2 separate regions of the Homo sapiens genome follow, and region 2 is linked to region 1. A link is a contact called in ENCODE Hi-C data. All regions are on one chromosome and are shown on one strand. Each heading gives the region's core, a stretch centred on a gene start or an enhancer-like site at or near the end of the contact. The rest is flanking DNA. Distances are from core to core; before and after follow the strand shown.

Evidence for each region. A loop is a pair of places that touch in the nucleus more often than their neighbours do. Pooled maps may share reads with other maps.
Region 2: a loop to region 1 is called in a pooled map, with 4 times the contacts of the local background. The contact joins two enhancer-like sites. A Hi-C loop is called at or near these places in 2 of 50 pooled maps.

The regions. Positions count from the first base shown.
Region 1 is chr10:44,299,800-44,305,040 of GRCh38, forward strand. All of the region lies in intron 1 of LOC124902544 (a long non-coding RNA gene), which reads right to left. Among named protein-coding and RNA genes, the nearest start is that of LINC02881, 9.7 kb to the left of the region's middle. RefSeq lists an enhancer at 911-2,110. Within about 2 kb of position 1,737, at least 2 of the 41 ENCODE cell types and tissues checked have a DNase peak (open chromatin) inside an H3K27ac peak, as active enhancers do.
Region 2 is chr10:44,945,766-44,950,568 of GRCh38, forward strand. The region is part of intron 1 of TMEM72-AS1 (TMEM72 antisense RNA 1); the gene reads right to left. Among named protein-coding and RNA genes, the nearest start is that of TMEM72-AS1, 12 kb to the right of the region's middle. RefSeq lists an enhancer at 2,067-2,306. Within about 2 kb of position 3,151, at least 4 of the 41 ENCODE cell types and tissues checked have a DNase peak (open chromatin) inside an H3K27ac peak, as active enhancers do.

The DNA.
Region 1 (5,241 bases), core at 487-2,986:
AAAGATCCTATCTCCAAATACAGTCACATTCTGAGGTGCTAGGGGTTAGGGCTTTAACACATGGATTTGTGGGTGGGAAGGCCCAATTCAGCTCATAATAGTTGGCATGTGGTAATTCTATAATCTGAGGAAAATGTTAAAACAAAAGGAGAACAAGAGAGGGAGCAGAGGGTCAGGGCGTGTCCTTGTTGCCACCAGCACACAACCATGCCCCACTGCAGAACCAAGGCTGGGGGTGGTCATAAAGGACAGTCCAGGACAGCACTGTCCCAGAATGAAGAGCACAGGCTGGCTGCCTGGGCCTGCACCGTGGCATGCACCAGGACTTGCTAACACCCTTAGCTACTACTGGCACAATTCTGGTGGTCTGCACCAGGAATGCATGTGCCCAGAGGACTGGCCCACCACCCTTTGAACCTTTTCCCAGAGGAGCCTTGGCACCTGGGAGAGACTTCCTAAAGCATTCTTCATAACAATCTAATGATAGGGACCACACCATCTCTTAGAGATGTGTGCGTTCAGGGTAAAATCTCTCAGGGGATGGCAAAATGTGTTGTTAATCCATCCTCAAAGATGTTTTTCTGTGCCATGCTACACACCTGGGCATTAAAATTACTCACTGAAATGTTCTGGCCACAGGCTTTGCTAATATTGCTGGGTTTTGTTAAAGTCGTTTATCTCTCCTGGAGACATGAATGAGGTCCACCAACTCTGGAGTGGCCACGGGCAGCATCTCTCCTGCAGAGAGGCTGGGATGTTGAGAGGCTATTTTGCAGCCCGGTCTGCATCCCTGCACCCCACTTCCTCCCCGGCAGCTGATGTGCATGTGCCTGACCTGACCCCTAGCTACAAGAAAGGAGTCCAGGGTCCTGCAACTTTCTGGGGTTCCTTGGAGATTCCTGGTGTTGGGTAAAATGAGGGCATTCAGCCCTGCCAGAAGTGAAGAGAGTAAGTGAGGTGGAGACAAGGATGGGCCTGAATGAACACGTCCAGAAGCAGAGTTCTCCAGCCTTCCCACGGTGTTTCCATGGTGCCTGGTATAACAGAAAGCATGGCATTTTAACTGGATGCTGTGAGTCTTGTGTTTGTATCATTCCCCAAGAGACCCTGAGTTTCTTGATGGCAAGGGCCATTAAGGCCCAGCACAGTAGTTTCCTCATCTTTTGAGCTCAAAAAGATGTCCATTGAATGAATGAATACATGCACAACAACATAAAGAAATAAATGGAGGTACTTTTAGATGTAGGCATCACAATGCAAATCAATTATGATTGTTCATATTATTACTACAGCTTACCTCACCAGATAGTCATCTGGCTACTTTTTGCTTGAGCAGAAGATGCCTAATTGCTGGAAACTAAATGACTCAGCATCTCACCAGCCTTAGTGACAGACATGCCCTCAGGCTGCAGCCTTGGCTCTGCTCCCTGGAATTAGATGTGGTCAATGGTTCTGATTCACAGAAGCTGGTTTACCGACTTGTCTGTCTTTCTTGATTTGAGATGTAGCTGACCTCACTGCCCGTCATCACTGGAGTTAAAATCCCTGTGGCCATGGTCTGATCAGTCATGATGGTCATGATGATGCTGGGAATTTGAGTGTGTGGGATCATTTGCATTCTATCATAGAGAAAGCACAGCTGATCGCCACATGACTCACAGCACCTGCTTCTCGCTTCCCTGGACCTAATTAATCTCCTTGTGTCAGAAATTTGTTGGCCCTGAGCCGACTCCAGGGGATGATGGTGCCAGCTCAGCACACCAGGCAGGGCCAGGAGCCAGGAGCCAGCACAGGGTATGCAAGGCCTAGACAGCAAAAGGAGAGAAAGGAGCAGAAAGCTGGGAATGTTCCTAGGCTCTAGGACAGACTAGCAAGTGTCAAAGGATGATTCTTGAGAAAAGAACCATCCCAAGATTTTTTGACAGCTCCAATAAGGAAATAATAAGGTCTGTGCTGAAGGAGGCCATGACAATGGCCTCCTTGATATCTAAGGCAGGATTTCAGGAAAACCTTTGGGGACAGTGAGAAGTAGGGGACACGTTGCTACAGAGGTGCCCAGGGCTCTTGTCTGAAGGCACCATGGACTCTTCTGGATCAGAGCACTCAATGTGTCCATAATGTAGTCATTCAAAAAGTCCTTTTAATACAGCACACAGCAGGACAAGTTATTCGTTGTATGACACATGGCTGCTTGGCATTATTCCAGCTTTCTGTATTACTGTCACCAAATAAATTAAAAATTAAGAAATAGAGATATTTTAGATAATCAAGTGTTATTTTCCCTGCCCCCATCCCCATCTCTTCATTTCTGGAAAAGCCACAGCCCAGGTGCCTCTGTGCTGGGAGGTGAGAGTATTTCTGAAGAGGTGGTAGAAGAGAACTAATGGGATTATCCGCCAGAGTGATCATTTGCAAAGAGTAGCTCATGGTTGCTGGAAAGGTTTCCACTGCCATCACCATTGACCACAGTTATTTGCTCTACTGTGGTGAAATGATTTTAATAAGTTATCTGAAATCGAGTATTATTAAGTTATGCCAGTCGAGGGGCTCTGCCCGGGTGGGCCTTAAAATGGCCCACTTACAGGAGATAGGAAGCTGCATCCCACCAGAATTATGATGTGACCTTAGGCACATTGTTAACCTCAAGTTGTTGAATCTCCTGAGTCTCGTTTCATCATGTGTGAAATGAGAAAACAAGGCAGTTGTCAGGGTTCGAGGAGCTAAGAGATGTAAATCCCTTAGCATGGTGTCTTGTCACATGTGGGGGTGCTCAGTCAGGTCAGCTGCTGTTGTCATCATTACTACCGCTGACATTAAACTGTTAGGCTTTGAACAAAGTAGCAATAGAAAGCATCATGTTCCTAGGTTAAAATTTCCCCTGTTAGGAAGATTAGAGCCAAAAAGAGAGATATCCCATCAAAGAAAAGCCCCAGGAACAGATTGAATCACTGCCGAATTCTACCAGACATTAAAGAATAAATACCGATCTTACTCAAACTCTTCAAAACAAATGGTGAGGAGGGAGTACTTCCAAGCTCATTCTAAGAGGCCAGCATTACTCTGATAACAACACTAGACACGGACACAACAACAACAACAACAAACTTCAGGCCTATATTACTAATGAATATAGATGCAAAAATCCTCAACAAAATCTTAGCTAGCCAAATTCAACAACACATTAAAAAGATCATTCATCATGACCAAATGGGACTCATCCCAGTGATGCAAAGATGGGGCAATGCAAATAAACATACACATGCAACATATGCAAACAAACAAACATAATACATCACATTCACAGAATCAAGAACAAAAACCATATGATTATTCCAACAGATGCTGAAAAAGCATTTGATAAAATTCAATGTCCCTTTATGATAAAAACCCTTATAAAAATGGGTAATCAAGGAACATACCTCAAACTAATAAAGGCCATATATGACAAAGCCACAGCTAACATAATACTGAAGGGGGAAAATTTGAAGGCCTTTCCTGTAAGAACTGAAATAAGACAAGGATGGCTATTTTCACCACTATTATTCAACATAATACTGCAGGTCTTGGTCAGAGCAATTAGGCAAGAGAAAGAAATAAAAGGCATCAAAATTGGAAAAGATGGAGTCAAATTAGTCTTGTTCACAGAAGGCATAATCTTGTACTTAGAAAAACCTAAAAATTCAACCAAAAAACTGTTAAAACTGATAAATGAATTCAACAACATTGCAAGATACAAAATCAATATATTAATACAAACTTGGTAACATTTATATATGCCAGCAGTGAACAATCTGAAAAAGAAATCAAGAAAGGAATCCTGTTTACAATAGCTACAAAAAATATAAAATACCTAAGAATCAATCTAACCAAGGAGGAATCAATCTAACAAAGGAAGTGAAAAATCTCTACAAGGAAAACCATAAAACTCTGATGAAGGAAATAGAAGAGGACACACATGCACGATAGAAAGATATTTAATGCTCATGGATTGGAAGAAATAACATTATTTAAATGACCATACTACCCAAACCAATTTACAGATTCAGTGTAATCCCTGTCAAAACATCAATGATATTCTTCACAGAAACAAAAAAAAATCCTAAAATGTATATAGAACCCAAAAGACCCTGAATAGCTAAAGCAATTGATATGGTTTCGCTCTGTGTCCCCATCCAAATCTCATCTCATATTGTAATCCCCATAATCCCCACGTGTGGGAGGGTGGGACCTCGTAGGAGGTGACTGGATCATGGGGGCCATTTCCCCCATGCTGTTCTCATGATAGTGAGCGAGTTCTCATAGGATCTGATGGTTTTGTGTTTGACAGTTCCTCCCTCTCTCTCTCTCCTCTCTCTCTCTCTTTTGCCTGCCACCATGTAAGACATGCCTGCTTCTCCTTTTGCCATGATTGTAAGTTTCCTGAGGCCTCCCCACCCATGCGGATCTGTGAATCAATTAAACCTCTTTCATTTGTAGATTACCCAGTCTCAGGGAAGCTCTTTACAGCAGCATAAGAACAGACTAACACAGCAATCCTAAGCCAGAACAAGGCTGAGGCATCACATTAGCTGACTTCAAAATCTAGTACAAAGCTCTAGTAACCAAAACAGCATGGTACTGGCATAAAAATAGATACACAGACCAATAGAACCCAGAAATAAATCTACACATTTACAACAAACTCATCTTTGACAAAGACACTAAGATTATACAATGAAGAAAGAACAGTCTTTTCAATAAATGGTGCTGAGAAAACTGGATAACTATGTGCAGAAGAATGAAACGCAATCAAATCAAATCAAATCAATATGAATTAAAGACTTAAATCTAAGACCAGAGACTATGAAACTACTTAAAGATGACAGGGAAAATGCTCTAGAACATTGATCTAGGGCAAAGATTTTTTGTATAAGACCTCCAAAGCACAGGCACAAAAGCAAAAATAAACAAATGGGATTACATCAAGCTAAAAAGTTTCTACACAGTAAAGGAAACAATAAAAAAAGTGAAGGGACAACCCACAGAATAGGAGAATATAATTGCAAGCCATCCATTTGGCAAGGGATTAATAACCAGAATATATAAGGAGCTCAAACAACTCAATAGCAAACTCTTCTCAGGAGAGTAGAGAAAGTCAAACAAAACAAAACAAAAACAAAAACAATCTGATCAAAAATCAGATCAGACATTTCTCAAAACACGCAAATCATCGACAGATATATAAAAAATACTAATGTCACT
Region 2 (4,803 bases), core at 1,901-4,400, 650 kb after region 1:
GTGCTTAAGCCCCTCGTGCCAGTGAGGCATCTATACTTTTTTTGTGTGTGGATTTGTGTGTAAATTGGGGAGTGTTTTCAAGTTGCCCCACATTCTGCTCTGATTGCTCCTGAGTGGGTACAGCCTAGTATTTGCCCAGGCTTCCCAATTCCCAGAATTGACTGTGATGCCAAGAGGGCTCTTGGGATCTTGGCTGTCTCTTTTCCCAGTTATTTGTTAAATTTCTGGGTGTCCTGCCCTTTTGTTTTTTGCTACCAGTTTCACGGAGTTACGAGCACTTTTAATTGCTCTCCCCAAGCTATTCATTGTTTTCAATAACAGTATGTTGCACAGAATTATCCACATCCTGTCCTGAACAAAATCCTTCCTCTCAGGCAGAGCTATAAGCTCTTCATTCTTACTGTCTGCTTTCTCCCCGGGTAGAATGTCTGCAGCACTGCACAGGAGCTGGGAGTGGGAACTACCTGCTTCCCTGAAGAGGCACCTCTGCTCTACAAGTAGGTACTAGGGGAACCTCTGCTCTACAAGTAGGTTCTAGGGGAAGTGGCCCCTGGTATTCTCAGCTTGCCCCTTTCAGTGTGAAACCTCTGCCCTAGGAGTGAGTTAGGGTGAGTAATCAAGGCTCCAGTATTCTCAGTCTGTTGCTCCTGTAATAGAGCTTCTGCTAAATGACTCGGTGCTCAGAAGAGAAAGTAAACCTAAGTTATCTTGGCCGTGCCTCCCTAGAATAGAGCTTCTGCAACACAGGGCCAAGTGGGATGAGACACACCAGCATCTTGCCCCTCCTGGAGTGAAATTATAGCCTAGACTGAGGGCTACAGGGAGAGGAAGCCCCTGTGTTCTTGACCACACCTGCCCAGAGTAAAGACCCTAGAGCAGAGTTTCCATAAGGCAGAGCTGAGAGAGGGTAGGGGAGTGGGTCATGGTTCAAATGCCATGGACCCTCCCTCACTGTTTTTACCAAAATTTAGTAGATTTTATTAAATGAATGTTTCTCCATTTGCTGTGTGCCCTTAGGACAATTTCCAGAGATTTAAATGAATTAATATTTGTCATTTTCTCCAGTAAAATAGTTGTTTTGCTATAAAACGGGGCATCTGAGCTACTGAGTCCTAAAGTACTGCTCCTAATTTTTACTTTTTTACCATGACCATGAGGAAATAGAGTGCACTGATGAGAACTTTGACCATCAAGTACACAAGACCTAGGCTTGAGCCCTATATCTGCCCTTCACCAGCTGTGTGACCAGCTAGTGGAACTCCTCTGAGCCTGTTTCTCCATTTGTAAAGAAGCAATAATGGATTCTGGATATTAGCCCTTTGTCAGATGAATAGATTGCAAAAATTTTCTCCCATTCTGTAGAATTGAACAATGAGAACACTTGGACACAGGAAGGGGAACATCACATACCAGGGCCTATTGTGGGGTGGGGGGAGGGGGGAGGGAAAGCATTAGGAGATATACCTAATGTAAATGATGAGGTAATGGGTGCAGCGTACCAACATGGCACATGTATACATATGTAACAAACCTGCACGTTGTGCACATGTACCCTAGAACTTAAAGTATAATAATACAAGAAGAAAAAAAAAACAGAAAAAAAGCAATAATAATGTACTGACATCCACAAATGGCTAAGAATTAAATATTATGATATAAGTGAAGTATTGGCAGGATCTTCCTGGCCCCGGAATGCTTCTTTCCTGGGACATTGGTGCCTACAGCTGCTCTGGGGCCATTTGCTCCCTTCTTGCAGGAATGCAGCTCTCTCTGCAGGCTGGAAGTCACGCTCATCAAGCCCTGTCTGCTGCTGTCAGCTCAGCCTAGAGCCCATACCTTGCTGATGGCATGTTTGCCTGAGAAACAAACTTCATTCCCTTTTCCTGGAATTCTACCCCATCTCACTCCTCACCAATCTCTCAAAGAGAACTTATCCTTTGGTATGTCCAAATGGGAAAATCTCTTGCTCCATTCCCTGTGTGCCCAAGATTTCAAGCTTTCTCTGCAAGCTGGTCAGCCATCCAGCTGTCATCTGTCCCTCAAAGCCCCGGGCTCAGCTGCTAGCCTGCTGATGAACAGTCAGCTGTTTGACTACCTGGAAAGGGGAGCAAAAGGGTAGTGTTCTTGGGAGATAAAGAGGAACTGTCTCTGTTGGCCAAAATGGGGATTTCCCATGGGACTTGCTTGACTGGCTGAATGGCTTGTTACGGTCCACAGAAGAAGGAAGAACCGAGTCATGATCTTTGCACAGAAGAGAAGAGGTATTTCGAGAAGCCAAGTTGCAGTTAAGTGGAATGTTATGCCCTGAGTTTCCCATTATGACAAGGGTGAGACAGCTGCATAGAAAGAATAGCAGCATCCAGGAAGTCAGGAGTCCAGGAGTATGGTCCCACTTGACTCTGCTGGGATTTGGAGTCTTGGGTCATTCCCCACATGAAACCCAAGGGATAAGGCCATCCCAAAAGGTCCTGCCAGCTCCAAGCCTCAGGGATGCCCAGCTGTGCACATTACCAGGGGGCATTTGCCCAAACTTAAGAGCAAGCCCAAGGAAAATCCAGCACTGAGTCTAAACATATGCTGTGCAATTCTTTTTACAGTATGAGCTTCTGGAAAGCTTGCATAGTCTCAGGACAGGGATCTGGAGGAAATGGGGAGCATCAGAACCACAGAAGGTTGTACTGGGAATAACTGGGGCAGGAGCAAAAGCCCATCCAAGCAGATGTTTACCACCTCATTGATATGGAAGACTCTGTGAGTTTCAAATCAAATTTCCCTTTAAAGAGCAGATAAAGAGTAAAGCAAATGGGCCATGCCTTTGATTATTCATTTGTCCCTAAATAGGTGCTTCTACCTGAGGCTGCACACGCTCCGCCAGGGGTGAGGATGCCACCAGCCCACTATAGCTTCAGTTTCCAGCTTCCAGGAAACTGGATGAGGTATTTGCAGGCCCCAAGTCTTGAGTTCCTCTTTCCACATTGAAACATGTTCCTTTCTTTTAAACCAACAGCACCAGCATAAACTTAGAGAATAGGTTGCTAAGGGCAAAAGTCGGTTTAACTCAGCAAACATTTACTAAGCACCTACTGTGTGGACCAGGCATCACACAAGGTGCTGGGCTGAAGGAGTGAGTCTGGCATGCTGTGTGCTCTCTAGACAAGCCAAATGTGTGACTGACATGAGGCAGACATGGCACTACAGTAAAATCACAAACAGTATGCTATGAGAGAGGAAGTCAGGCAGAGGGAAGTCTGGGAAGGTAGATTTGAGTTGAGCTTCGGAAGCAGAGCTGGAATCTTATCATGCACATCATTGTCTATCTTGGGACAAAGGAAGCATGGCCAAGTCCATCAGAGTCTGAAGCAGGTGGATTTATTTTCCATATGTAACAAGGCGTTTGTGCAGTAAAAAGAATATAAGGCAAGCAGGCGTATCAACAACAATGATGATAATCACTGAGAGCACTGAGACCTCAGTGGATTCAGTGCTTTGCCTGCTCCATCTCCTCTAATCCCCAGAGCCTGTGAGGCCAGGTCCCTTACAGCCCCATTCTATAGATGGGAAACCACAGTGCGTGGTAATTTGCACACAGCTAAAAACAGGTAGAGCCTGTATTCATTCCAGGCTCAGAGCAGAGATTCTTAATGCCATCAGGAAACTAAAGTCTGAGGCTGGCCACAGACCTCACCTGCCTGATGGCCTGGGCCTCTCTCCTCTCATCATCTGAACAAGGGGGGTTTTGACCAGGTAACCCCTAAGGTTCTGTTTCACTCAGTTTGGGCTGCCATAACAAATACCATACACTGGGTGGCTCAAACAACAAACATTTATTCCTCGAAGTTCTGGAGGGGAGGCTAGAAGTCCAAGATCAGGGTGCCAGCATGGTCAGGTTCTAGGGAGGGCTGGCTTCCTGGGTCACAGAGAGCTGCCTGTTTGCTATAGTCTCACGTGGAGGAAAGAAGTCATCTCTCTTATGTCTCTGCTTACAGAAGCACTAATCCTATGCAAGAGGGTTCCATGCAAATGATCCAATCACCCTGCAAAGGCCCTACCTCCTAACGCCATCACACTGGGGATTAGAGCTTCTACATATAAATTTAGGGGAATACAATTCAGTCCATAGCAGGTTCCCTCCAGCTAAGTCACCTGGGATGCTAAGTGTTCGGGGTGGGGTGTGGCAGTGCAGATGAAGAGGAGGAAAAAGTGGCTCATCAATGTGGGGGATAAAGGAAGCATGAGAAAGGGGAGCACTAGCTCAGGTGGAGAAGGCAAATGGAGCCACTCCCCACTTTGGTTGTGACTGCTGCTGACTGCTGGAGGCCTAGTGCCCTTTGAGTTTTCTCTGAGTGACTGATAATTCCTGAGCGGAGCTGGGCCCCAGCAGAGCCTGGGAGCTGTGCCAAGCTCTCCCTCCAGGCCCCAGCCGTGCCACCTCCAAGACCAGAACAAGAACCCTAGCCTCAGCAGGGTCTCCCCAACACCATGCAGATAAAAAGTGGCCAAGAAAATGTCACCTTAAAACTCAGGAACACAGCATGGACATCCAGGCTTCTCCTCAGTTTCCTTCTAAGGGCCCAGGGCTCCTGTTATTCCTGCTTGCTGTGCTCTAATGCCTGGGACTTACAGAGAAGGCTGGCAAACAGAGTCCAGCCAGCACCCAGCCTCCAAAAGCCTCTTGTGCCCTGAGCCCAGAGCTCACTGCCACCTCCCCGAGCCTCCAGCAGCCCATGGGGGCTTTTCTGGTCTCAGGCCCAGCTGCTGCTCTCCCCTTCACCAGAGCATTTTCAGTTCCCACTTCTCTGGCCT